4 separate regions of the Homo sapiens genome follow, and all the other regions are linked to region 1. A link is a contact called in ENCODE Hi-C or POLR2A ChIA-PET data. All regions are on one chromosome and are shown on one strand. The core of a region is the stretch at or near the end of the contact, and the rest is flanking DNA. Distances in the headings are between cores, read along the strand shown. Region 1 holds the start of KLHL29 (kelch like family member 29). Region 2 has its middle 80 kb from the start of SDC1. Region 3 holds the start of PUM2 (pumilio RNA binding family member 2). Region 4 holds the start of LAPTM4A-DT (LAPTM4A divergent transcript).

The links. A loop is a pair of places that touch in the nucleus more often than their neighbours do. ChIA-PET counts read pairs that join two places held with the same protein, here RNA polymerase II (POLR2A). Pooled maps may share reads with other maps.
Region 2: a pooled map shows a loop between it and region 1 (3-fold over the local background). The contact joins the enhancer-like site here to the promoter of KLHL29 in region 1. A Hi-C loop is called at or near these places in 2 of 37 single-sample maps with no recorded cell type and 2 of 50 pooled maps.
Region 3: a pooled map shows a loop between it and region 1 (15-fold over the local background). The contact joins the promoter of PUM2 here to the promoter of KLHL29 in region 1. A Hi-C loop is called at or near these places in 5 of 37 single-sample maps with no recorded cell type and 9 of 50 pooled maps. POLR2A ChIA-PET finds 5 or more read pairs at or near these places in 1 of 52 experiments (activated CD4-positive, alpha-beta T cell).
Region 4: a loop to region 1 is called in a map with no recorded cell type, with 11 times the contacts of the local background. The contact joins the promoter of LAPTM4A-DT here to the promoter of KLHL29 in region 1. A Hi-C loop is called at or near these places in 3 of 37 single-sample maps with no recorded cell type and 8 of 50 pooled maps.

The regions. Positions count from the first base shown.
Region 1 is chr2:23,379,649-23,386,536 of GRCh38, reverse strand. It overlaps KLHL29 (kelch like family member 29), which reads right to left and starts at 1,358. Exons shown (of 14, transcript NM_052920.2): 1 at 757-1,358. LINC02923 (long intergenic non-protein coding RNA 2923) reads left to right here. Exons shown (of 6, transcript NR_187213.1): 1 at 1-5,316. RefSeq lists silencers at 1, 242-1,101, 1,272-1,621, 3,125-3,419 and enhancers at 3,125-3,419, 5,743-5,962.
Region 2 is chr2:20,141,181-20,148,565 of GRCh38, reverse strand. No RefSeq gene overlaps it. Among named protein-coding and RNA genes, the nearest start is that of SDC1, 80 kb to the left of the region's middle. RefSeq lists enhancers at 2,502-2,581, 2,792-2,951, 6,703-7,287. Within about 2 kb of position 2,788, at least 6 of the 41 ENCODE cell types and tissues checked have a DNase peak (open chromatin) inside an H3K27ac peak, as active enhancers do.
Region 3 is chr2:20,345,307-20,352,341 of GRCh38, reverse strand. It overlaps PUM2 (pumilio RNA binding family member 2), which reads left to right and starts at 1,498. Exons shown (of 21, transcript NM_015317.5): 1 at 1,498-1,745. RefSeq lists enhancers at 139-768, 976-1,065, 769-1,400, 1,401-2,030 and a silencer at 1,226-2,115.
Region 4 is chr2:20,048,431-20,054,839 of GRCh38, reverse strand. LAPTM4A-DT (LAPTM4A divergent transcript) reads right to left here and starts at 2,703. Exons shown (of 5, transcript NR_187142.1): 1 at 2,346-2,703. LAPTM4A (lysosomal protein transmembrane 4 alpha) reads left to right here and starts at 3,212. Exons shown (of 7, transcript NM_014713.5): 1 at 3,212-3,430. The coding sequence starts at 3,320. RefSeq lists enhancers at 3,202-3,401, 3,937-4,076.

The DNA.
Region 1 (6,888 bases), core at 109-2,608:
GACACCACCTCCTGGCCGCTTCGCCGTCCCCGTGAGCTCTCCTTTCCGCGTCCCCCCACAACACGCTGGCACCCACAAGGTGTCAAGGGAAGTGTGCGTGTGTGTGTCGGGGTGGGGTGGGTCACAATAAGGTCTGTGCGGGTTCCCTCCCGACGGTTTTCGAGCTCATCTACCTCGAAAGTTACTTGGGATTGAGTAAAGAGACCCAGTCCCCAAATGCGAGATCAGAGGACGCGAGGGGCAGAAAACCCCAACCTGGCTTCTCGCTGCACAGAGGCGCGCACCTCCCCAAAGGACAGTGCGCGCGGCCGCCCCTGGGGGCCAGCCCTCCGTCGCCTCCAGGTCTCCTGCCCGGCCGGGGCCCTGGGCCGCTCAGGGGAACGTGGCCTGGAGAGGGGCGCGCGCCGCCGGGCCCAGCAGGGGGGCTGCTCCGGCCAGGGGTCACACAAGCCTCCAGCACCTCCGAACACCGTGACAGTGGCCCCAGGCAGCCCCGGTGCATACACACCCGGGGGCAGGAAGTTTTTTCCCCCCCTTTTTTTCCCCCTGGAGCAGCGCAGGCGCAAGGGCTCCTGCAGCCTGCGAGTCCAGACGCGGGAGGCTCCTGTCGCCGCCGCCGCCGCCGAAGCCGAGCCCAGGGTTCCGGGTTCCGGCCCCGCTCCCACGCCCGGCCCGGCCCGGCCCCACGCGGCGGCCAGGACCTGGGTCTCCCTCCGGCGCCGCATCCGAGGCGCTCCAGCCCGGCCCGGCTCTTACCTCCGGCGCGCGGCTCCGGCCCCGGCCCGACGCGCAGAGAGCCCGGGGTCGCGGGTGGGCGCAGGAGGGCTGATGGAGAGCGGACAGCGCCGGCGGGTAGCGGTGGCTGGGGCCGCTCGGGTCCTGGCCGGAGGAAACGGATCCAGGTCCTCCTCCTCGCGTTCCTGCTCTCCGCCTTCTCCCCTCGTTCCTCCTCCTCCTCCGCCGCCGCCGCCTCCCGGCAGCCCAGGGAGGATGCCCGGGAGAGGGAAGTCGGTCCTCCTGCCTGTCAGCCTGTGCGGCTATGAGCGGTGCGGCGCGGCTCTCATCGAGGCGGCGGCGGCGGCGGCGGCTCCGGCAGCATCGCCCCCGCCCTCTCCCCGCAGCCGCGGCGGCCGCGGGGCTGGGGCTGGCTCCGGGCTCGCGGCTCGGGCTCCGGGCGGGGGCTGCGCTCAAGCGCGGCGACCGCCGGGGCTGCGGACGGGCGCTGCGGAGCCGGGGCCGGGGCTGGAGCTGCGGCGAGATCCGCGGTGGCGGGGACGGCGGCGGCGGCGCGGGGGCTGGCGCGGCCGCGGCGCGGGGACCATGCTCCCTTCTGGCTCGCTCCGCTCCGGGTACCGTCTGCTTTAGCTGCGAGGGAGGCGGGCTTCGGCGCGCAGCCAGGGGCGGGCGGAGCCAATCACGGGCGCCCGAGTGGGCGGGGGTGGCGGGTGGGGGAGGCGGGGCCCTCTGGCCCGGCCCGGCCAGGCCGGGCCCCGTGCGCAGTTTCCCCGGCCCGAGGGATTCCCGGCTGCCGCGCGCCGGGTCCGAGGTTGGAGTGCTCGCGGGTGTGTCCGTCGGTCCGTCCGTCCGCCGCCCCCGCCCCCCGCGGTGGCCCCCGGCTCGCCTGGCTCCGCGGCCGCGCCCGGCAGACGCACGGCGCGTGGCACGGGCTGCTCCGCCGTGGCCTCCTGGCCTTGCTGGCCCAGGGTTGGGGGCCCGGGACTGAGGCGAGCTCCCCGTCTGCTCTCAACACCTGAGGAAACTGGCGGAAAAGTTTGAGAAGGAAAAAGTCCAATCGTCTTTCAGCTTCCGCCCTCTTTATGACACTCCAGCCTTGGAAAGGAGCAGGAATTGTCCACACCTCTGAAGGACCAGGGAGAGCCCTGCAAAGTGTCCACCAGCCTTCTGAGTCAGCCCTGCCTCTCCTGGGGCGCGCGACTTTTCTGTTCATACTGACCCTTAGGAATCCAGGAAGCCTTCTCTGTTTAACAGCCTGACCAGCCTTTGATGTCTATACCGACTACTCACCCCCACCACAGCTCGCTCTCTCTCACACTGTCTACACTGACTTCTCAGTCCCACCACCTCTCGGTCTACACATGCTGTCTACACAGACCCTAACTTCTAACCCTAATAGAAGAGATTTGGCCAGAGGCGTGTGGGACCCCCAATGAGGGCTTTTCCATTATGCTAGAATATTTCACTCTGGGCACAGTCTTCTCCACCCCGACCGCTCTCCTAATCTGGTTTTTATTCCCCGACCTCTCCCTCCTCCCCTACATCCCCTTTACCTGGTTTTGAGTTTCAGAGGAAATATCTGTACCTGCCCTCCTCCTCCACCCCTGTCTGAATGTAAAGGCCTGAGGGCCCAATCCTCATCCTCCACCCTCCCTCCGCTCCCCCGGGTAAAGGCCTGAGGCCTGAGGCCTTGCTAGAAATTGGAGTTGGGGTGCTGTAGGTAGTGTGGGGAGCTGGCTGTGGGGGCCCAGCTGGGAGGAGCTGGCCTGGGGAGGGCTTTGCCAGTCCTTGCCTCCATCTACCAGGGCCAAGGAGGACTGAGCCGGTAAATATTTTCTTCTCAGCTCCCCCCCTGTGATGTCTGATCCAGGCCTCTGCTCTCCTTGGCTGTAAACTCAGCGCACGGATTGTGTCTTCTTTAATATTTTGTAGGAAGCAGAGTACAGTGTCGTGGCTGATAAATAATAAATAATAATAATCTACTGAGGGTAGCAGGAGCACTGTCAGAAATGGAATGAGGACGCCGGGGAAATGGCCCACTAGTGTCAGAATAACTGCATTTCCTGGAAAAAACATCCAACAGAGTTTGTGTGTGTGAAGCCCGGGACTCAAGGGAGGGGACAGAGCGGAGCACTTCAGGGAGGAAGCCACCCTTCATGAGGACGACAGCCAGGAAAACTGGCGTGACCTTAAGAGAGGGTGACAGAGGTGCCGAAAAGGGGAGCAGGAGTGGGGGGGAGGGGGAGAAAAGCTCCCCAAGGGTCCTCAGACAACACCTGAAGGTGATCGATAGCTTTGGTTTGAGTACTATGTCCTTCAAATGGTATATGAAAAGTGATAGAAGAGTACTAGATAGCAAAATGGAAAAAAGAGGGATTTCTTGGGATTTCAAATTGATACACAGGTCAACCCAATGCAAAAAGAAGGAGAACAAAGCCACAGGCGTGTGTCTGTTCATCCACGCTGTAGGAAGCTGTCCTCTGAGATAATCTCCATGGATGCACTGACTGTGAACATGCAGAAGTCCACCCAGCCGTATTCTGGAGTAGCGCCCTATGTGACAGCTGTAGGCACTACAGAAATGTGGCCAAGGTTTGCAGGGTCTGGGATAGGTTAAGATCTGGCAATGTGAGGCACTCACAGTGTCTTACAGATGATTTTGAATGATCCTCAGTTGAAAGAAGAAAATAGGAACTCCAAGAATCCTTATTCAGCTACCTCTCCAGATGAAGGAGAAAGGATGCTCCCAATTTCCCTGCTGGCAGCATCAGAAAAGAGAGCTGTGCTGAGGTCTTATCCAGAGGAGGACCTACTCGGGCCATGGTGGTGCGAAGGGCGCTGGTTCTGGGGCACCGCAAACTCTTCAGGGCTGAAGTTTGGTAACAGCTCACCAGGGGAGCCAGCTTGTCAGGGAGAATGAGAAAAGCTGTGTGAATTAGACTCCCAGTGGGCTTGTCTACCCTGTCCTCACCCATCCTCGTTTTATCCAAGGCTTCCTCGTCATTGATGCTCTGCCCTGCTGGGAGCTGTTTAGTGTGGACACAGCCATTTATGAAGGGTCTGCGCTGGTCTGCATATGAGTTCCATTTCAGAGTGCTGTTGTTCACATGATCTGTCCCAGCGCATCTAGTGTCTTGGCAACATAAACTGGATTTGCATTGTGTCAGGGGTCTCCTCTCTCTCTCTCTCTACGTAGATCTTGCTGGTGTCTGGGATCTTTTTTGGGTCATTCTTTGCTCTACTCTGTGGCCCATGGGATGGGCCCCATGACTGGCATGGATCTCTCTGTGTGGTTCATGGGACTCGTGTGTTGTGCCCAGAAACCTCTTACACCATGGTCAAAGATTTCTCCATGAAACACAGGATTGACTTGGTGGTGTGTTCTCCAAAAGCCAACCCTCCCTGTCCTGAGCCCCAATCTGGGCACTGGGATCAGGACTAATGTGTACACTCCAAGCAGATGGGTAGTGAAGGAGCGGACTCATAGTGCATAGGGAAGTGGACTGGAACACTCCAGGACATCCATTCCCCGCTCAGATCATAGACCATTATCTGTGCAGTCAATCAGACAAGGACTTGTACTGGAAAGGCCACCATCACCCAAGGAGGAACCAGAGGAAGTCACATCAGGAACACCTGGGGTGCCACATAAACCCACAGTGGCCAAGGTGGACTTCTGTCCTTGTCTGTGTTTATGATAATAGCCACAACAAAAGGACCTTTACCCAGTGGCTACTATATGTCAGGCACTGTACCAAGAACTCTACCCATGATATCTTGTTAATCCTCACAGCAACCTGTGGAATTGGTGTTATCAGCCCCCAAAACTGAGTTCCAGAGAGGGTAGATGAGAACCTGCAATCACACAGTAAGTGACAGTGCTGGAATTTCAGCCTGATTGTCCCAAAGCCTCTGTTCTTTTTACCCCACCAAACACACAAATGCAGTTTCTTTTGTCATTAGCCCAGTGCTTTTCCCTTGGAGTAGATACAGTAGATGCTGATTTTTGCCTTCATCAGCAAAAGTCTTTACCCCAGACACATAACTGGAGATCAGTCATAGAACAGAGAGCACTAATGTAGAAGGGCACAGGTCCCTTTGATTACTGAACACTCAGGTCACTCGGAAGAGTGGAAGCCTCATCAGAAACCTTCGGGTTTGACAGGACATCTGTTTCCAGGAGCACGGTGGGTGTAAACAGAGCAGCTGCCAGCCTCTGTCCTGGTTGGGGTTTTGTGTTTGCTGGTTTTTCTTTTTTTTTTTTTTTAAACACATTATACTCTATTAAAACCACCCCTATTTGGCATCAAAAGCATTAATAAATCCCACATAAGGCACAGTCCCTCCAGTGGTTAATCAATCCATAAAAATCTATTTAGCACCTACTGTGTGTCCAGCATTTCAATCCCATGACGTTGATTAAAGCAGGAAGTAAGGAGTCACAGCTGCCAAATTTTCACCATGGCCACCGTGCTCTGTGATGTGTCACAAAGGCATTTGCCAATCATGCAATCAACCATTTACTGAGAACCTGCTTTGTTGCTCAACTCTGTGCTGGCGACTCTCAGGAAGACAGGGAAGGTATAAGGCGGCTTATACGCCAATCATTTTTACCCTGCCTATTTTCCAAAAAGTGATCGAGGTTTCCTAATACAATACTTGGCTCTTGTTCTTGACAAGGGTTAAGATAACAGCAGTTGTTATCAAGAAATATAACTTCGTGCTCACCTGTGGGGAAGAGACTCTCAAGTGTTGTGGGGTTAAGGGGACGATTCCCTAAGAGCTAGGCTGGTCAGGATGCCTTCCTGGAGGAGGAAGGTCTAAGACTGGACCTGACAAGGCAGTTTCTGTGGGAGGCAGAGGGAGCCTAGACCAGGCAGAGGGGAAGGCAGGGGCCAGGAGGTCAGGGGAGGGAGGATTGCTGGATTGGAGGACTCATTACCATATGATCGTTTCTAAAACACGACTTGTTGTTAAGTCATTTCCTTTGGGTGAAAGTGAAAGTGTATTTCCTTCCCCCCTCCTCCCACCACCCCCAGCCCGCCAAATCAGTGAAATATTAGATTCTAAGAGTCAGAATGAAACCAGTGGTGTCTTTTTTTGGCATTCTCAATGGCAAGAATTCAGCACCTTTTTTTAGTACCACTTGTTTGCAGGTGGCAGGAGTGCTAATTAGACAGAGCCACTAACAATTTTCCTGGGTGGCTCTGATTCCCAAACTGACATGAGACACTGCTTGGGCGTTTAAGAGAGCAGCTTCCGCTCTCTCCATTGGTAATGGGATTCTTCATCCATGGTGTCCGGAGGAATGGACTGAAGAGTTGCTCAGTATATAGTTATTGGTTGTTAAATTGTTGACAGTGATCAAAATGTCACTTTCCTTTTTCAATGTTAAAGAAGGGGCCGGTGTTTCTCTATGACAGATTATTAAAAATAAGACCCAGACGATTGTTAGGATAGATTGCAAGGAAAATTTAGTTTGAATTTTAGAGTGTTTTTTCACTCACTGAAGCATGTTCACTAATGATAAAATTCAGGAGACTTTTTTTTTTTGAGACAGAGTCTCACTCTATCACCCAGGCTGGAGTGCAATGGCATGATCTTGGCTCACTACAACCTCTACCTTCCAGTTCAAGAGATTTCTCCTGCCTCAGCCTCCGATGTAGCTGAGACTACAGGTGTGTGCCACCACGCTGGCGAATTTTTATTTTTATTTTTAGTAGAGATGAGGTTTCACCATGTTGGCCAGGCTGGTCTTGAACTCCTGACCTCAAGTGTTCTGCCTGCCTCTGCCTCCCAAAGTGCTGGAATTACAGGCCTGAGCCACCATGCCCGGCCAAAATTCAGGAGACTTTTGAGAGAGGATTGAGCCCTGATAGCTCTTGGCATAAATGTATTTTTAAGCTGTTTTTAAGAAAAAAGAGGTAAAGGTCCCACCTACCTCCTGTTCAACTCTAGAATCCATCAGTGCCACTGTTTCCATCTCCCTCTGGGTTTTTGGTAGGACGTAGGGCCAGTATCAGGTTTGTAATTATGGTCATTTTGGAGCCCCCAGTTGGGCCAGAGGAAGGCCAGTGACCACTCACCCAGCACAGGTGGTGACTGCTCTGCCTTGACCGTCCCCAGGACAGGGACCCTCCACTGTCCTCTGCC
Region 2 (7,385 bases), core at 1,539-4,038, 3.2 Mb after region 1:
AATAAGAAGCAGACTAAAAACAAAGTTTTGGTTGTGTTTGAAATCTTCAGCTTTTTTTTTCTGAAATAATAGGTTAAAGAATTTTATTTGTCTTCTGAGGTTCTGAGGTTGGCTCAGAAATCCTCTGACCCAAGCCTTTGGGGAACAGGGAAATGGCACTTAGAATACAACAATCAAATGCAGATTCCTGGGCGCTGCCCCAATCTGCTGTATCTGAAGCTCCAAGGTGAAGCCCAGAAACCAATGTTTTTAGCAGTAATATCAGTTGATTCCTGTGAATAAGAATAAAAGTTTAAGGTTTGAGAACATATGAGTATAGAAAGAAAAATCCATCAATCCATATTTCTTTTTAATTACGATATAATTCAAATGCCATCAAATTCGCCACTTAAGTGCACAATCAGTGGTTTTTAGTATAGTCACAAGGTTGTGCCACCATCACTACTACCCAATTCCAGAACATTTCTATCCTCCCCAAAAGAAAACCTGTGTCTATTAACAGCTAGTCCTGGCCAGGAGCTGTGGCTCACGCCTATAATCCCAACAATTTGGGAGGCTGAGGTGGGCGGATCACTTGAGGTCAGGAGTTTGAGACCAGCCTGACCAACATGGCGAAACCCTGTCTTTACTAAAAATACAAAAAAAAAAAAAAAATTAGCCAGGCATGGTGGCACACACCTGTAATCCCAGCTACTCAGGGGGCTGAGGCAGGAGAATTGCTTGAACCTGGGAGGCGGAGGTTGCAGTGATCCAAGATCAGGCCACTGCACTCCAGCCTGGGCGACAGAGCAAGACTCTGTCTCAAAACAAAACAAAAGTTAATCTTAATTTCCCCCTTCTTCTAGCCCTTGGCAACCACTAATCTACTTTTTGTCTCTATGGATTTGTCTATTCTGTACTTTGCATGTAAATGATAGCATACAGTTTATGTGGTCTTTTGTTCCTGGCTTCTTTCACTTAGAATAATGTTTTTAGGGTTATTCATATTGTAGCATGTATCAGTACTTCATTTCCTTTTCATGGCTGAATAATATTTCATTGTAAGGACACACCACTTTTGTTTATCTATTCGTCAGTTGATTATCAATCAATACTGAGTACCGTTTATATGCAAGACAGTCTGCAGGGCTGTCCAGGGGATGGACATGAGAGAGAAAGGACAGTTCTCCAATAGTACAGGAAATCAAGAAGAGGTGATGGAGAACACAGCGCCTGGCACAAAGCAGAATGAGTGAGTGAATGAATGAATGAAAGCCCGCACACAGGAAAAGAAACTTAACTTGTAGAGGCAGCATGTGCTGGTGCCCCGTGTCGGGGTGGATGACGCTGCCCAAGTTCAGGACCAGCAGTGATAGTCACTCACTCAGGTGTGAGAGGCTTTACTGTAAGTTGGGTCTGGGCCCTGGGGTCTCCAGAGATTAATCAGACATGACCCATGCCATGGAGCTCATAGACTGTGAAGAAGGCAAAACAGGGCGTGGATCATAGATGACATTCAATAGTGGGGGAGGGAGGGGGCAGTAGTGGGTAGAGAGGAAGACCCTTTCTGGCTAAGAGGTCAGGAAAGATGTAGGAGGAGGCAGCATTGGAGCTAGGCTTAGCAGCTTGGGTAGGACTTAAAGAATGAATGAAAGACCACACACAGAGGAAAAGAAAGAGTTAAATGGCGGATAGACAATGGGAGCAAGTTACCAAAAACTAGGGACAGAAATGTGTAAGATGGGCTCAGGGACAGAGTTCCAGGACACCTGTTTTACTGAGGTCAGTTGTTCTCCACCCTGGCTGCACATCAGAGTCATCTGGATGCTTAAAAAAATACCAAAGGCTGGGTCCTGCCCCTAGAGATTCTGTTTTATTTGACCTGTTTTGGGGGTGAGTCTAAGTAGTGATATTTATTAAAAGCTCCCCAGGTGATTCTAATGAGCAACCAGAGTTCAAAACCACTGACTCAGAGGATTCAAGAGAGACAGTTGGCCATTAGCCTGGAGCATGAGGTTGGGAGTGGACTGTACACGGGTGGACCACATCATTTATTCTCCAAACTGGGATACATTTTTGCATGAAGCAGGGTGCTATGAATTATTATGCCAAGACAGCAGATATAAACTAGATCATCCAAAACAAAGTGGGGTGTATGTCCACCCTAACCGTGGAAGAACTTGAATGCAGGCTATGGGATTTGGACTTCACCTTATCACAAATGGGAGCTACTGAAGGTTTGGAGCAGACAACTGACACCTAATAAAATGGGAGGCGGGAAGGCAGAGGAATGTGGGGAGGATTGGGCTGGGGAAATGAGGAGACAGAAAAAGTGTGTGCATGAGAAGTACTCCCCCAAGCCCACTCCAAATAAACCTTCAATTTAAATAAAAATCGTGTGCTTGCTGGGCAGCGGCTGCTTCAAGACAAGTCATTGCCTTCTCCTCCTCCTACGTGAAAACTGAAGTGGGGTGTTTGGGCTTCCCCTAGCACCCGAGACACCTCTCTGGGAGATCCCCTAAGGGCTGTTCGCATGGACAATTTCCTCTGCTCATTTGTGAACTGTGAAAACTCCAGGCAGCCTCTCTGGAGAGGCCCAAGGGAAGGACTCCTCCATGTCCCCTGGTGCCCTTGCCCTGGGACTTGGCTGTCCCAGCTCTACAATGTCCAGGCCACTCCCCCGCACTTCTGCCTTTTGGAGAGACCCTGTGTCCTCTTGCTCCTCCTCCAGCTTCCGGATCACTGGGAGGTGCTGCTGTCGTGGCTTTTTCCCTCCATTTGTCAGGCTCACAGGGCTTGTCAGGTGAGATATACACTTGTCCCACCCAGCCCGAGGCCAGAAAACTGGGTGTGTTTGGCTGTGAGCCCAGTGAGAGTGGGCCATCTCTGAGCGTGGGTGCTTCTCTTCCCAGAGTCTGGCATCCACAGACAGTGTTGGCCAGGCCTGCCCACAGTGTTGACTGGCATTTGGACTGGCACCTTCAATGTCCCCTGACCCCCCAGTGCAGAAAGCACTGGCCTAAGGACTGGAGCAGGGGAAGGGAAGATGCAGACCATCCGTCCTCCCACCCCCCACACCAGGCTGTGCTCCCTATCAGAATCCAGCAAAGCACAGAGGAGTGCCCTAATGCCAAACACAGGTCCACAGGTGGGGTGGGATGGCGGGAAAGGAGAGAAGCTGGAAAGAATGAACAGCTCCCACACTCAACATCCCCTTCCTTTTCCTTTTCTTTCCATCTGGGAAAATATATTTAATTCTCTCAAATGATCTCACAATATCAACACATAAGCACAGACCAAACTACCCACCCCTTGCATTCCCAGCGTCGGTGGTCCAGGAGGGAACTGACTGCAGAGACTGTTCCAGCCCCGCTCCTGCCATGCCCCTGAGTTGACAGGGAGAGGTCTCCCTAACCCAGGCAGCAGAGGACAAAATGTGGCAGTCTCTGGCCTGAATCCAGTAAGCAGTGCTCAATCCAGCCACCCCTAGGCTGCATGGCCTCAGGGCTGGGACTGGGGACGGGAAGTCTCAGTTCCTCCTAGCAAGAGAGGAATGCCCAACGCAAGAAGGAAATGCTTTGTGATAAATGTCCAGTGCTAGAGGCTGGGCTCTTTCAAGAAGTGAGTAATCTCAATGTTGTCATCTGGCGAATGGGTGTATGGCAAGTTTCCTGGTTCGGAACTTTTCTTTCTTTTTAATAAAAGTTGCCATCAGCTCCTTCTTTATCCAGCTGGTTAAGAACAGGTCTTCTTTGTTCAGGAAACTGTCCTTTGAGTGGTCCCTCTTGGCTATTCACATGTTAGGCTAGTGGGGCAAGGGGGAACTGGTTCCTGGGTGGCCTGAGGAGTGCAGGACCCTCTAGTCCCTACATGGAAGAGCAGGGAGATAATTTGCTTGGGGCCAAGGAACATCTGGGAAGAAAGAGATGAAGACAAAGACGTTTGCCGTGTTAAAGTTGGAATTTTCCTGATGAAGTTTGAGATGAAGTGCCCCAGGAATAGAATCCCCACAGCCCCTCAAGGGAATGGCACCAGGAAGAAAGGGGGTCAGAGTTGGTGACCAGGCTCAACCCCAGGGCCTCCATATTCCTGTGGCATGGAGTGTGGCTGAGGACAGAAGCCCTCCTGGGCTCAGCTCTACCAGGGCTGTGCGCTATTTGGGAGCCTGGCTAACCTTGGAAGTATGAGCTTACAAGAGCAGTGGCCTTGGAGCCCAAAGTTGGCACACCTCTGTGGACCACATAAGGGTCAGGACCAGTGAGGCAGGATCTCATCAGACTTTGCAAGACCATTTTCTTTAGAGACACATGGTACTGTGCAAGAAACAATGGAAATCAGGACCTCCTGACTCTCCAGTTTCTCTCTGATTGCCATTTGCAATCAGAATTACCTGTAGGACCAAGTTTGGCCCCAATTTCCTTGGGGGAGTGGGTGAGGAATAAGGGGTAAGAAGGGGTAAAGAGGCATGACTTCCTGTTAATATGGGCGTATGGGAGCTCAAGCAATTATTGAATAAATAAGAGGGATTACATTTGCACCCCAAACTGGGGAACTGTGCTTGCTTAGGAAAAAGCCCAGAAAGTTATACAACAAAAAGTTATTAGTCATTGCCTCCAGCTGGTAAGATATCAAGGGATGCCCTTCTTTTTCCTTTCTATATATCTGTATTTTCTGTTTTCTCCCCATGGTGATTATGAAGTGATTTGAGTTATTAAAAACACTTTACAGTAGCTCAAAAAAACTATTATTATGTAGAGGCCCCAAGAAAAAGCACATTATGTCTGCTTTCATTTATTCCAAGAGGTAGAGAAGAATATATTATGTTTTGGAAAGATTTTTCTTAATCCAAGTGGTTAAAAGAGAAAAGTTAGGTGCCTACTGATATGTGTTCAATTGCCTGGAAAAAAAATCAATTACATGGCAGTTTAACCTGCGGTGATGAGAGAGCCCAAGCCACACATGGACTCATTCAAGGGGCTGGGAAGACAAGATTCGGGTGGGGCAAGTCGTGAACAGGATTTTCAGGTCTCTATGGGGTTGCCCTAGGGTAGAGGGAGCCCAGGGCCTATCATGTGCAGAAGTTACAAGTGACCAAACCAAGCAGGCCATAAAAGGCAGGCATTTCCAGCAGCCTGGCAGGCACGTCCCTGAATGGAATGTCTTAGGAGATGCTGTAATGAAATGACCTCAAACTTCTATCAACAAAGATGTTTTGTCTGCTGGTTATTATGTCATCATCAACATGACGGGAAAGTCTGTGAGGATGAGGAATAAGGAGAGAAATGGTGGGACAACTGAGCCAGCCAAGAGACCCCTAAGAGAGAAGATAAGGAGGGCATGGCCCGTTTGAAAGGGTGGGTGTCCAGTTGGTGTAGACATGAAGAGATAGGGAGGTCTGGCTGGTGTAGAAATGGGAAGGCAGGGGGAGGGGAGGGTCACCTCAGAAACAGGAGCTTCGGGAAAGGGAGTGTGACATTCAAGCACTAGACCCTCTAATGCATACCTGCAAATTAGTGCCACCTCGCCCTAGGGGATGTGGGTGAGTGGAAAGTGAGCTGGATTTCATTCCTCCACTTGCTTCCTTGGCCATCTGCCCTTGTTCAGTAGACAATCCACACACATGTACCTGGGGGCCCAGGGCAGCCACAGCACAGTAATAAATGTGTTGTCAGTCTGCAAATCACCTCAGTCAGCAGCTGGGGTACAGGAGCAGGATGAGACCTCGGTGAGGAGGCCAGCCACCATGCATGGCATGGTAACAGTGCCCAGGGAAGCAGGCTGAGGTCCAGGGCAGAGTTCTAAGGCCAGTGGTGGGTTGGAATGAAAAGCAGGGAAACTGAGGCAGAATTCCTTTTGTATGGGCAGAGGCAAATGGAAGGGGTGGGTGACTTTGAGGCTCTCCATGTTCCCAGAGCACATCTTGGGCCACAAGGCTCATTCCAAGCCCTTCTGGAATAAGCTGCCTGCAGAAATCCTGCCTGTTTTGGCTGGGAGGGGTCCATAACATGGGTAAGCAGAGCGGGCTGTGGAGCCTCAGCGAACCCACCACAGGCCAGGACCAACAGGGCTGACCAGCTATGAGACCTGCTTACTGCTTTGGTTGTCCTTTATGGCAGTGGTGTTCAAATTTGAGCATGCATCAGAATCATCTGGAGGGCTTGAGGGATCCCAAAACAAAGTGTGTGATTTGGTAGGTCTCAGGTGGGGCCTGAGGATTTGCATTTTTTATTTCTCCCAAGTTCTCAGGTGATGCTTTAGAAACCACGTTCCAGGGATGCCTTATTTCTGAAGCCCAAGGCTTCCATGAAAACCTTGATTGCTTGTTCCTCCTTGATTTTCTTTTCAGCCCCAGAGCCTCAGAGGGTTCCCGTTAACAGTACCCCTCCAGGCTTCTCTGAGGTTGCAGCTCGATCTCATTTTCCTGGCAGAAATTGACACCTGTTTCTTCCCTTCTACTCTGGACTTTAAAGCAATGGATCTCTTAGAGAAAGAATTAGCCATGCCCCGATTTGGGTAGAGGGAGGGGCTGGGGGCCATCCCAGACCTCCTGTTGTCTCCAGTGCCTCAGCACCTATGGGGCAGCCCTGGACCCGGCGGAATCTGGAGATTGATTTCCAGGACCCTGCTGGGCAGGCGTAAGGGTAAGGGCTTAGTTACTGGCAGAGCAGCGATGATTTGCCCTAAGATCCTAACTGAGCCCTAAATCCTTTCATTAAAGTTCTAAATGAATCACAGCCTCTGAACTAGAACAAACGCCAGCGGGGCATCTCTCAGGTCTCAGTTTCCCCAGCTGTAAGTGAGGCTGCTCCAGATGTTCCCTGAGATAGCTTTTGGCTCTAGCATTCTTGATTCCGAGGAGGACAATGGGTCAGAGGAAAGAGAGGGCTCATCAGGGTTTGCTGGGAAAGGGGTGGAGCTGAAGGTGATGTCAGCCGTGGTGAGCTGGGCCTGGAAAAGCAGCGTGAGTCACCGGGCATGACGAGGGGCAGGATGGAGAGCCAGGGAAAGGCTTTAATGGGGAGTCATGTGGTCAAACCATCGACTAGGAGGCTGAGGCTGGCAGCCAGCTGGGGTTTGGAGCCAGAGAGGTTGCCTAATGTGCCATTCAGCCTCTTACCCATGGGGCAGGGGCCAGTGCATCATCCCGTGGCTCTGGCCTGGATGTGTTCAGGTTCTGGGCTCTGGAGAGCCATAGGCCCTTGTTGGGAGTGGCCATCCTAGAGGGATGGCTGCCAGGGCCCTGACCTAGCACCATGTGGGCATGGGACTTGGGCCTCTCTGTAACCCAGACCTGCAGCAAATTCCCTACCTGCAAGCAGCCTACCCAGCCTGACCCCCTCGGCCTGACTTTGGTCCTGGGGCTGCCTTGCTCATGTCCCTGTACCTCTGCTTGTCTCTCAGCCCCT
Region 3 (7,035 bases), core at 249-2,748, 3.0 Mb after region 1:
TTGCATTTTAGATAGCAGTGAGCAGAACTGATTGGAGGGAGTGAGACTGGAGACAGGAAAGCTGATTAAGAGCCAGCTACAGAAATCCAGACCTGGGAAGCAAGGCTAGCATTAGTGAGGAGGCAGAGGAAGACTGTCTCCAGAATTACTTGGGAAGTAAAAATCTGCGAGGCTTGGTAAGTTATTTATATTTGGAGTCGGGGTAAGAGGAAGAGACAAGGATGGTTCTCAGAGGTGTAATTTGGGGAATGAATAGGTGGTGACACTGCCAATTACAGAGACAGTACAAGAGTGGGGGGTAGGGGATGGGTGTGACTTCAGTTTTTAACATGCTTGGTGACAAGAAAATTCAAGTGAAAATATCTAGAAGCCTGAAATATGAGCCTAAGGTAGGGGCTTGGGATGGATTTCAATGTCAGACATTTTTCAGTAATAGTTAAAAACCGAAGAGCCCATGTGTATTCAACAGGCACTTGCGGGCACAGTGTGAAACAAAACACAAGGTCCTTGCCCTCGTGGAGCTCACAGTCGCCTAGGGAAGACATATATTAAGCAAACTATACGGGAGGCCCTGAATATTTACGAAGTGCAGCATGTCAGGAGAGCCAGGAGCTGTGCAAACAAACCATCAAGAACAAATCGGACACGGTGCCTGTTACAGCTGTGTGACCTGGAGCCGGTTAGGTTAGAATCCTGGAATCACCACTGCTTTGCATGGGGGTCCAGGACAGCAAGGCAGATTTGGAGTTTCCAACTAGCCTGTAAACGGGGAAGGAGAGAGCGCTTAGTACGCGAGAAAAAGAAACAGCCAACGAGTGAGAATCACTGGCCCAGCTGGAGAACGACCTGAGTTTCCTTTGTGTGCACCGGGACCAAGCACTGGGGGCCGACAATTTGCTGAGAGCTGGCTCCACCTGCCTGGGGTGCAACCACGAGAAGAGTGACAGCCCTCTCGCAGGGTACAATCTTCCACCCCCAGATGCATCTCCCTCGTCTGGTTGTGGGGAGGTACAGAGTGAAAGTTAAAGGCCTGAATTAACGTCCGGCTCTTGTGGGCGCCAGCACTCTGGAAGCGAAATGCCAGGAGTACCCCACGGTGGGCGGCGCGGGCGCAGACACCCGCACACCCAGTTGGGGGAAAACAGTGAGCAACCGGGTAGGAAGCCGAGGGTAAGAAGATTCAGAAGGCGAGGCCCCACGCGGGAAGACAGTCGAACACAGCGTTTGGCAACAGTACGCCTGCGCTCTCCGAGCCCGCCGCGGCGGAGCCCAGGAGGGAAGCGCGAGCCCGCAAGGTGAGGGCGGGGGAGGGCACGCCGGAGAGGCGGCCAAACACGTGAGAGCGCGGAGAACGTGCGCACGCGCAGGGCGCCCCCGGCCCGCGCGGCGGCAGCGCGGGAGCAGGGACGCAAGGCATTAAAAGGAGCCGCGCCTTGGTGAGCGCTCCCCCTCCCCTTTCTCCCGGGGTGCACTGCGCGCGCCCGGTGGGCGGGGGGGAGGGGAGGGCAGGCGGCGGTGGCAGCCATGTTGTTGTGAGTCTCTGTGTCTCACCCTCGGTACTTCGGTGGTTCGGAGGAGGAGGGGGAGGAGAAGGAGGAGGTGGGGTGGGGGGGGAGGGTGGTAGGTGGAGAAAGAAGACATTGCCGCCACCGAAGGCGGAGGAGGGGGAGGACCGCCAAGAGCGACGCCGCCGTGTGCCCAACGGTCGGTGTCCCCGGCTGAGGCAGCGCGGCCGCAGCAGCCCTGTAAGTCAGTCCGCGTTCGCTCTTTCTCCGGTCCTTTGGCGCCGTCGAGGATGGCTCCCCAGGCTTTGTGCGGCGGCCTCGGCGGGAGCCGATCGCCAGCGGGAGGGCGGATAGGGCCTGCTGAGTGCCCGGGCCGGTGCGGCCTGGGGCCCGCTCGCACAATGCAGGGGGAGGGGTGCCGGAAGGGGGTGTGCGCGTGCGGGGGAGGGGGCGCCGCGCCGGCCGCTTTCCCGCTTCCTTCCCTCTGCGGGGCCGCCGCCTCGGGGGCGTGGGGCGCCGACCCGGTTCTCCCTCCGATTCGGCGCGCTGGAGGTTAGAGACCGAGCTGTCGGCCCTAGGGTTCGGAAAGAGGGGAGAGGCCGGGTGGCCCCAGAGAAGCATGCGGATTGCAAGTGGGTGAAGAGGAAGGAGTGGGTTTATGAAAACAAGTGTGGGCATTTTCAAAGGCCCGAGTGTGTCCGGGAAAAGCTTGCCGTGGACAGATGTGGGTATGAAGCAGTGACTTGGATTCGCCTTGTTTAGGTTATAGGAACGGATTTCGATATTCAGAAAAATATGTAAATTAAAACCAAAGACAAGATTAGCGGCTTCTACTATTTGAGCAGTAGTTTTGTATCTGAATTGGGTCAGGTTTTGGGGAAAATGTTTAAAGTTTCATGCCCAAACACGTGTAAAAGTTAGTGTTGTTTCTGAAAACACAGCCAGAGAAAACCTACTTAACTTAGCTTTTTATTCTAACATACGTAAACTTTTGAAGAGAGGAATGTATTGCCAGCATATTAGGTGCAATAAGACATCATGTTAGGACTTAGTACTTTGAGATTTTTACTTGTTGAGAAAACGGGGCAGATGTTTTGGTGAAGGAAAACATGAGAAAAATGCTTGTAAACGGTGAAGAGAAATGTAATACCTGTAAAGGTACTGTATGTCAAGAAAACAATTTTAATAAAGGGAGTTACCGAAGGATTTTAAAAGCTTGTTTAATGGTTAGATTTCGTGTTTAACAGGTGACTCTTCACCATGTGACCTGGAGTATTGGAAGATGACTTAAGGAATCCTGTAAATAAAAAAAAAAAAACAAAAATGAGTATTTTCAACTTGTTTCTCTTCCTAGCCTCCTTTTAAACAATGATTTACTTCATTTGCTCAATCATTATGAATAAAAATGATGGCATTTTCCGTGCTGCAAGAATTTCTTTAAAATTCCGATTTTTGGTGAAATTGCATTGTGTAGAATTTTCTTGGTGTGCATGAGGGCAGTTTTTGTATGCAGAAAAGGTTTACGATAATCTTAAAAATAAAATTTTATTTCAGAAACCTGGTTCTTGAGGATTTAAGTCCAGTTTTTAAATTTTGTTTACAGGTCTAGCTATTTTGAGTTATAATTGCCAGTAACTTACGCATTTTCCAGCAATTTAAGCTGTGTTTAACACATGCTTTCCTTAATTTGAGTCCAAAGTTCTCTTAGGTGTTTCAGCATTTAGCAAGATTTCAACTTTTTAAAAGAGCCTAAATTAATTACTGACATTTACTTTGCTCTTACAAAGCTGTCACTTTAGAATAAATTCTCAGGCATTACAAATACTGTATATAAATTACCAAATAATACTTGGATTTTGTTTCTCTCAAGCATTCCATACTTGTTTATGAATCTTTTTTTCTTGTTTGAGACAGGGTCTGGTTCTGTCGCCCAGACTGCAGTGCAGGTGGTGAGATCTGGGCTCACTGCAGCCTCCGCGTCCCGGGCTGCAACTGTTCTTCCACCTGAGCCTTCCGAGTAACTGTAGCTGGGGGTACAGGCGCACGCCACCACGCCCGGCTAATTTTTGCATTTTTTGTAGAGACAGGGTCTCACTGTGTTTCCTGGGCTGAACTCCGATCTCAAGCGATCCTCCCGCCTCGCCCTCCCAGAGTGCCGGGATTACAGGCGTGAGCCACCACACCCGGCTTGTTTATAAACCTTTCTGGTGTGGAAAGATAATTTGCCTTCCGGAGTAGGTACTTATCTTAGTTAACAAAAGTAATTATGACCAGAGATTTGGGCCAGGTGTGAAATCCACAGCCAATTTTCTCAGTGACCAAGCTGTCTCCTTTTTATAGACCCTAACATGATCTGCATAGTTTTAAGTGGAGGTTGATTCCTGTCTCCTAAACTCAAGTTCTACATACGTCCTAACTTAAATACCTTGTTGGGTTTCCAGGATATGGAAATACTTGTATTTTTTCATATTCTTAAAATTTACAGATATTTAAAATATCCGAATATTTGAGTCTCACATGGCTTTGTCTACATGGCTGCAATCACAGCTTGAGACCATTTTACTAACAGGTGTGATTAAGATAAAAATTACACTTATAGCCAGGTAAATTGGTCTGTGGCATATTAAGATTTCTTGCTTTTTTTCTTTATTATTATTATTATTATTATTAATTTTTAATATAGGTGAGGTCTTGCTGTGTTGCCCAGGCTGGTCTCAAACTCCTGGGCTCAAGCAGTTCTCCCGCCTTGGCCTCCCAAAATGTTGGTATTAAAAGCATGAGCCCCGGTGCCAGACCCTTGCTGTTTTTAGGAAATGCATTAAAATAGTCTGACTTGTTCGTTTTGTCCTGCCTCCTCACTTCGCTTTGATGAGTTTGTAAGAGGGAACGCTGATGAAATATGGCAGAGCCCCTTCCTCGCTTTCTCTCTGGGAGTCTTCTCCCTGCAGAAAGCACTTAATTTGCCCTGCTTTTTCATGTGACTACCAAAGTTAGACTCCCCATTTCCAGAGGACAGTAGTTGTCCAGTGCTACTTGTGACTGGGTTAGAATAATTATGGAGTGTGTTTGGAAGCCCACTTGGCCTAGGTCTAAATTATGCCTCCACTGTGGTTTTATCAGTAGTAAAGGAAATCTTTGGATTAACACAAGTCCAACTACTGTGTCTTTCAGTCAGTTCGGAATTCTGTTGTGGAAAAAGGTTTCCTCAAACCCTATCATTTAGGAGCTAATATTTTAATAGTGATTTTTATATTTGGCAATATATATAGACAGGAGACAGTTTTTATTTAAAACTTAATTGCTTTTGTAGTTGAAAAAGTGGAAGTTTTCTATTTTCAAGCTTTTCCAGTGAGTGAAACGCTGTATAGAATTATTAGGTAGGTGCGTGATAAATGCTTTTTCTTTGAGTTTCATGTAGCATTATGTTTAGAGACATGTTAGTGTTTTTTTTCCTTAGTGACTTTTTCTTCAAATAACTCGAGAGTTATCTTTTTAAATGAAAAATCAAGACACGCCTAATTAAACACAAATATTAAAAGTTTTATTTGACCTTTGGCTGGTTCCTTTTTATGGTCTTAAGTGCTTTAGAGAATTTTTAAACAGATTGTTTATTTAAGCTGTTGGCAAAAGCATAGTTTCATTAGTAAGTTCCATTCTGCAAGTTTAGCTACTGGATCCCAACCATTTTCAGGTTGCGTATTGCATATTGTTGATTTTCACATCTTACTCTCTCACTGTTCTCTTGTGGAGGAATAAAAGATTTTAGAATAGAGTACTGGGAAATATCAAAATGTACACACCTTGTATGCATATCACTGTAGCTGGCAAGTGCAAAAAAAGAAGTAGCATGAAGTGTAAAAGGAGAAGGGAGGTAATTGAAGTGTTAGATGGTTTGATTGACTGCAAATGGGACAGGAAAAAAAAGGTAGTCATCACCTATTTGGAGCTAAATATGTTGGGACCACAGAAGCCCCCTAAAATGTTTCCTGGAAGGGACTTGGTACAATTGGCTATGAAATTGTACTCAAAACCACTTAGTCAGTACTGCCCAGGGAAATGGAACCTGTAGCTGGCTGCCAACACACATACAATGTGGTCATGGCGGGGCGGTAGGGAAGGATTATTTACATTTTTTTAGTTCTGGGGAAAAATACACTAATGGAGGAAACCTGGTTTGAGGACAGCTCTTTGATCTATCTTATTGTAGTAGCCATCTTATGACAAGAGTAAGAAGTTCTGGATCTCAAAGTGGTGATCCCTGACTTTAGGCAGTTTCTGAAAAACTTAAGATCAGTGAGAGAAAGATGCAATTGGTCTTATTCATTCAGACATGAAATAAGGCAAATGAGTGTTAGAGGGAGAGTGCCCCTAAGTATAGGTCTTTATTAGGCAGTCAAATGAAGCAAACTGTAGGAAGAAAAAAATGTGGATTGTATTGTATGATTTTTATAAATACCAAAAATGTATACAGATTGGAACTACTTGTATCTTCCATTTTCTTGACCATGTCATTTTTAAGTTAGTTTATTAAGAACATCTCCATAGTAGCTTATCGGTAGTTTTAGCATGATTACATGCAAAAACATTCAGTTATCTATGATAAAACTTGAATCTTTAAAACCAATTCAACATGAACAGAATTATGTTTTGAAGTTGAGAGGATAGTGGCTCCAGGTTTTGCCTATAGGTGTTTTCTTGGACCACCTTTCAATGGAAGTGTAATTTATTACTTTTTTTCCAAAGGAGAGTCTTAGGTGCCCTCGTCTTAATATCTAAATTATGTGCATCCTACACTAGCAAGAATAGGAGTGCTCTACGCTCTTGCTAAAGGTAAATTGTTTGCCAGTTCTTTCAGAATCGTGGTTGAGAAAATATTCATGGAGTATGGACATTCAGTCCATTTGTAGTCTGAATATTAAAATTGTGTCTTTTCATCACGCTAAAATACCTGCACAAGTTTTTTGGAGACAGAGTTTCGCTCTTGTTGCCCAGGCTGGAGTACAATGGCGTGATCTCGGCTCACTGCAACCTCCGCCTCCCAGGTTCAACCGATTCTCCTGCCTCAGCCTCCCAAGAAGCTGGGATTACAGGCGCCCACCACCATGCCCGGCTAATTTTTGTATTTTTGGAAGAGATGGGGTTTCACTGTTGGCCAGGCTGGTCTTGAACTCCTGACCTCAAGTGATCCACCTGCTTCATCCTCCCAAAATGCTGGGATTACAGGCGTGAGCCACTGTGCCTCGCCCCACACATTTTTTTTTTGAGCGTTGCAGATGTATCGTGCCACACTGTCCTTAGATGCTGGTGATACGGTGATATGTGGTCCTTGTTTTTAAGACCTTTATAGGAAAGTGGAGAGAAGATTAAACTTGTGATTACAGTGCAGCATGCTAGCCTGCCACTGAGGTGGTATTATAAAAGTGCTGTGGTGTGGGCACGTGGCCCATGCCTGTAATCTCAACACTTTGGGAGACTGAGGCGGGACGATCACTTGAGTCCAGGAATTCAAGACCAGCCTGGCCAGCATAGG
Region 4 (6,409 bases), core at 1,454-3,953, 3.3 Mb after region 1:
ATAGACTAACACATTTAAAAGAGAAAAATAGATTAAACTATGTTAGCTAAAGAGCTTCAACCTCACTCTAATTTCTTTCGTTGTGAGTTTTCCTAAGCTATTTTCTCCTAAAAATGTTAACTTTCCTTTCCCCATCCCCAAAAGATGGGTTGTTTTGCCAATAGTACCTTACAATTTTCTCAAAAAAGGTGTATATATTAGATAAAAATTATCTAGACAAAACTCCATAACCGTATTTCACCCCTCTAATCCCGTTATGTATGCTATTGTTGTGCCAAACTCCTACTAACCTCAATAGAGAAGGTACCAGGTTCAAGAGGCCAAGAAGAGACTGGAGAGCCAGTAAATGAGACATGGGTTTGTATTAGGAGCTTACAGTCCAGTGGTGACAGAGGGGAAAGAGTCCAGTGGCAGCGGGCTGGACAGAAGAACCAGCTATGTATAGAAGTGGTCCAGTGGCAGTGGGGTGGACAACACATCTCCCTTCCTGCTGTCCTCTGGCAGCGGGCTGGACAACATAATTGCACGTCCCAAGGGCAGGAAAACCGCAACTGCCTGTAAACATCATGCAGTTTATACAGCATTTTCACTGAACACCCTCCCACTAACGACCTCCACTTGGCAACCTGCATTTAACCCAAAACTCAGGGCCCTAATCCCCTGTATGGCCCATGTTCCAATGGATGGGCCGGTGGGTGGGGGTGGGGGTTTAAGATGTTTATCATAGACACAGAACAAATCTCCAGGTTGGCCACTCCCAGATTCCCTAGCTCAGAGCACACATTCAGGTGCATCTACCATACAGGGTCATTCTCAGGGTATGCTTACATTATTGCTATCAGATGCGTTTATGTTGCAGGTCTCTAATGATTTACACCTCCCTGGTTCCTTGCCTGGGGTAGTCCCAGTACAGGGAGAACAGCCCTTACGAGCTGATCTGATGCCATGTTAGGTACACCTGATTTTGAATTCATTTTGGCTTTTAGAGAAATCGGATAATTTCCCGATTTTTTTTTTTTCTTTTTTTTTTGAGACAGAGTTTTGCTCTTGTTGCCCAGGCTGGAGTGCAATGGCGAGATCTCGGCTCACCGCAACCTCCACCTCCCAGGTTCAAGTGATTCTCCTGCCTCAGCCTCCCAAGTAGCTGGGATTACAGGCATGTGCCACCACGCCCAGCTAATTTTTTGTATTTTTAGTAGAGACGGAGTTTCTCCGTGTTGGTCAGTCTGGTCTTGAACTCCTGACCTCAGGTGATCCGCCTGCTTCAGCCTCCCAAAGTGCTAGGATTACAGGCGTGAGCCACCGCGCCCGGCTCCCCTGATCTTATCTTTGTATTCTTTTTTATTGTATTGTATTTATTTCTGTCTGCCACATTTCATATCAAGACAGAATAACAGTGCTGCACATTAGGATCACCTAATTTTAAAATTGACATTTTAAAAATGTCAATGCCCAGGTCTCACCCATGACAGTTAAATCAGAAGGTCTGGAATAGTAAGCAGGCATCAGTGGTTAGTAAAGATCCTCAGGTGATGCCAATGTGCAGCAAAGTTTGGAAACTATTGGCACAACAGGTTTTAATCTCAGTTGTGACACTGGCCTTGCAATCTTGGATATGTAATTTAACTTCTCTGTAGAGTTAAATAACGTAAGAGTACCTATCTCAGTTAGTTGTAGGAATGAAATGATTGAAAATAAAGTGATTGGATCTGTGCCTAGAACAAAATAAGGGATACGAAATTGTGGGGCGGGGTTAAGATAATCTACTCCCTACATAAGTAGAGAAATGTCATAATTCATTCTGAGTTAGCCAGCCACACCCCATCCTTTAGCGTGGGCGGGCTTAACTACTGCTTCCCAGATGGTTTGAAAATAAGCTCCATGGACAACTCCTTCAGTGGTGAATAGTCTCTGCTCTCCTAAAATTTGTATTTTATTGGGGAGATAATCAACAAATACATACATAATTTCAGGCAGTGTTCAAAGAAGCCATGCCAAAGAAATAACCTTTACTCTGAATTCAGTGTGGTCTCTGGCTAAGAATATGCCCTGGCAGAAGGGAAGCCCTTTCTATTCTCTGAAAAGAAGTGTGTTTACCAAAGCATTAAATGATAAATACATTTTTTAACGGTGAAGTCACAGGTCTCACAGAAATACAAAATGAACACGTGTAAAAAATTTATTTACTCATTAACCCGGGGACCAGTAAGCTGTTAGAACCAGCTCTAAGCAGAATTTAAAGCACCCATCTATATTGTTGAATCAGGACTGGGGAATGAATTTACAAATCGATGCAAAATGGCTTTTCCCAAGGAAGGGTAAGATAACAATACGAGGGGTCTTACCGAGTTGTGCAGAGCACCACAAAGAAAAGCGGACAGCCCCTCTAGCAACAGAATGCCCGGGACGGTGTGCCAAACTATGGCTGTTTTTTCATTGAAGACATTCAGTAATTTTTTGTCCATTTCAATGTGTTTCATAATTTCTCCCTACAAAAAAAAATCACTCATCTCCAAAAACCCAGCAGCTAAGTAGTTCTTCTACATTATCTTGCTTTCATTTATCCTTAATCCTTTTGCCTTTGGCAGGGTTGGATGGTCTTTCTTCGCCCCCACCAAGGAGGCTTCGGAGGGAAAAGAGGGTGTAAATCCAATCCCTCCACTCCTCCAGGCACCCTCCCATTTCCGCCACAGGGGCGAGGATGGCTCAAGGCTGGGCTTGGCTCTGTCCCTTCCCCGCAGGCCCCGCCCCCAGCCCGCGCAATAATTGAGCTGCGCGCAAAGGTCACGTTATCAGCCTGTGACGCTTCCCATCCAGTACGTGGCACACATTGCTCAGAAAAGCCCCTTGTGCCCGCTTTCTGCCATCCGCGCTGTCTCGTGTCTCCCTTTTTCCATTAAATGCCTCTTTTCTTGCGGGTCTCATCTCGGGAATAGTGCACTACGGGGACATACCTATCCCCAACTATCCTAGGCCCGAGAACCAGCCCTTGCCTTCGCGTAACAGGCGGAGACTCGCTGAGGCGAGTTGCACTTCTAATTGGGCGTGAGGTCTTGTCAATCCCCAAGTTCTTCCAATCAGAAGTCCGGTCCATCCAGCCTTCCGCTCCCCATTGGCCTGTGTGGAGGAAGAGGGGTGGGTAAGCCGAAGTCGCTGCGCTCAGTGCGCAGGCGCGAAGAAGCTGGCAGGGGCACGAGCCGGGGGCGGGTTTGAAGACGCGTCGTTGGGTTTTGGAGGCCGTGAAACAGCCGTTTGAGTTTGGCTGCGGGTGGAGAACGTTTGTCAGGGGCCCGGCCAAGAAGGAGGCCCGCCTGTTACGATGGTGTCCATGAGTTTCAAGCGGAACCGCAGTGACCGGTTCTACAGCACCCGGTGCTGCGGCTGTTGCCATGTCCGCACCGGGACGATCATCCTGGGGACCTGGTACATGGTAAGGCGGGCAGGCGTGGCGCGTATGTCCGGGGGGCCTGGGGAGCGGGGCCTGGTGCGGAGGGGGTGAGACTGGAAACGGGGTGTTGGGTGGGGCGGGGACTTGGAGGGGCGCTGCTTTTTAAGGCGCGCCAACTCTGGATGAAGTCCAAGGACTTTGGGAAAGTAACCTTGTTCAGGAATCGGAGTCGGGGGAGCGGGGGGCGGTGGTAAGCATGGGGAGATTGTTCTTTGGCAAGAATTTGAGGAGAGAAGCGGGCTTGGGAGAGCAGAGGCTTTGCAGGCGAAGGGACGAGGGTGGTAGGATTTGGTGGGAATTCCTCTGTTTTGGTTCTTGTTGTATTTCTACGATCTGAAAGGCAGCATCTCCCTTCCTCCTATCCAGTGCTCCCTGGAATTTTTTCCTCTAATGAAATAATTAGGAGCGGACCTTGGTAAACGCAGTCTAGTTTCGACATTGGTCTTCCCGTTGGGAAAGCGAAAGATCCAGCGGTAACCCGGTTGTCCGCGTTTCTTGGACTTTGTTTTGTTTCATGCCTCTCTTGCATCTCCAGAATCGCTTGGGGGCGATAGCTTTTGCCTGAGTTGACGCCTGACCAGCTTTTGTCCTGGTGCAGCCTCCTCCCTGCGCAGTAGGTGCTTTTCGTAGCCGACCGGCTGTTTTTACAGAGACCTTTATTGAGAGCCCTCTCCATCCTGGCCACCTACCCCGGTATCTCCTGGGTTCCAAGATCTGTGTGATTCTGTCCTAACCAAGTTGACACTGTTGTTGCCTGGTGATTCACTAGTAATAAGTTTGTGATTTTTTCTTTTGTAATTCACCATTTATAGTATCCATGCACATTAAACCTAACTTGTCTATGACTTCCAAATATGGGATTCAGTTTAGGTAGTTTTAGGTTATTATGATTTTGCCGAAGCCGTGACAAACTTCCTACATGGTCGACTTGGCCACTTTAATGACTTCGCGAATGTGGTTGTGTGGGTGACGTTGGTGATACTGTGCAGTTTTTGATACTTAACTGCAAAAGAGGAAGAGAGTTATCCCAGACACAATCTGTTTTCTCTGTACTTGCTGCTTCTCCCCACTCATTGACTTGAAATCATTAGTAAGCATTTGGACAAACGCCAGATGAGAATCATCTTAAATGAGGCAGATACTGTTTCATGGCCCACCCCCGGGGGACTACCTGACTCCACATGACTGCTACCTGCCCTGTTGTTTTTTACCGTCTTGTTTCTGATGTACATTTAAAAAACAACACGAATGTGTAGGTTTGCTTGTGCTGAGTTTATTTTCATGTTTCCTGTACTTTTATATTCGGAAATACCGCCTTATTGACAGAACTATATCACATTTTCCCTCAGAGACTCTTTCGTTCTGTATTTTAACTGATTTGGAATACTAAACATAGAGTTAATGACCATCAGCTGCATTATGTTTCTAACTTCCTTTTATAGCTTCTCCATTTTGCTGAGGGGCTGGGTCTCATTTCTTTTGTTTGTCCTTAGCTCTGTCTTCTATTTCCCTAAATGAATAATTCAAACCTTGAGGATCCTCAAGGCTATTACTCAATTCCGTCTTCCTCACCCCCAGAAGATGACTTTCTTTCCTATTTAACTAAGAGAATCCATCGACCTGGCTCTCTCCTGCAGTCTTAGTCTTCCTGTTTCTTCTCAGATCCTTCCCTCCACTCACAGAACAAAGGATTCCTAACTCCTCAAGAAGAGAATACCACCATTTCTATTTCAACCATCCGAATGTAATTGGCTGTATTTCTTTTCAGTTTTTCTCAGGCAGATTTTTTGATGCTGTGGGCTCAGCTAGAAAATGAATAGAATAGCAGGATAAAGTGGGAACTACAAACAGGAAACTCAAAATGCAGAGAGAAAAACTTCATTACGGGCGCTTATTCTTACAAAATAGGGAGTGAGGAGTTTACATCTGTTCCCTACTTTAAGCCCTTGTTGTGAGAAGGGTTCACATACCTCTGAAGACCATGCTTTAGTTTCACAATTTTAAAAAGATGCCATAGCTGTTCTTACTTTGCATAGACTTCTCAGATTAGTGTAAAACATTTTATTGTAAACTTCTTAAATCGTTTGACCTGTCTTAAATTGATTAAGAGATTTACTGACCACCTGCAGTGTAAAAGGCTTTGGTGGACAAACAAAAGGAATAAATCACAGGGGCCATGTGTCATTTGCCTTGTTTTCCTATTACCTGCTAAGTGCTAGACTCTCAAATGTTTCTTGTCTAACACAGCATCTGCCCTTAAGATATTTATGGTATCACAAACTTGGAGCACAGATATGAAAAACATATGGTACAGTGATGAGGAGGAGGAGAAGGTGATCAGTAATATCAGATTCTAATCAGAATAAGTACTGGAAAAAGGCCATTGGTTTTGTTTATTATAGTTTTGTTGATGACTTTCAAAAGAGTAGCTTGAATACCATAGCAGTGTAAAGACAGTCTCTACCAACTTGGGGAGACATGTAACACTTATGATGCAAGACCACCTAAGCCAAACTGTAGTATAATACTTCGAAGCAAAGAAGGCTTGTCCAAGTAGTGCATTTTATTCTCAGAAGCTGCTTTACTAAGACAGAGAAACAATATGGGGATGAGTGAGTATTAAATGTCACTTCCCTCCCTACCTACCTTGTCAAGGTACTCTCTTGCTTGATTCCTGGTGAGGCAATAATTCAGTCTGCATGGGAGAATATTTATGTTTCTTTTTACATTACGTGGGACAGACTTCTGAGATGATGATTCCCCCTGTGTCATTTGGAACTTGGGGGAGCCCCTCTCCCTCGCTATCAGTGACTGTATCTGATACAGTCTCATTGCTTTCTAGCCACGGCTTCTACTGGTCTAGTGTTAAAGTATCGTAACACCATATACTAAAATATTCATTGTATGGTACAAAATAGTGCTGTGGGACATAGAGAAAGCCAGAACCAGTTATTATATGCA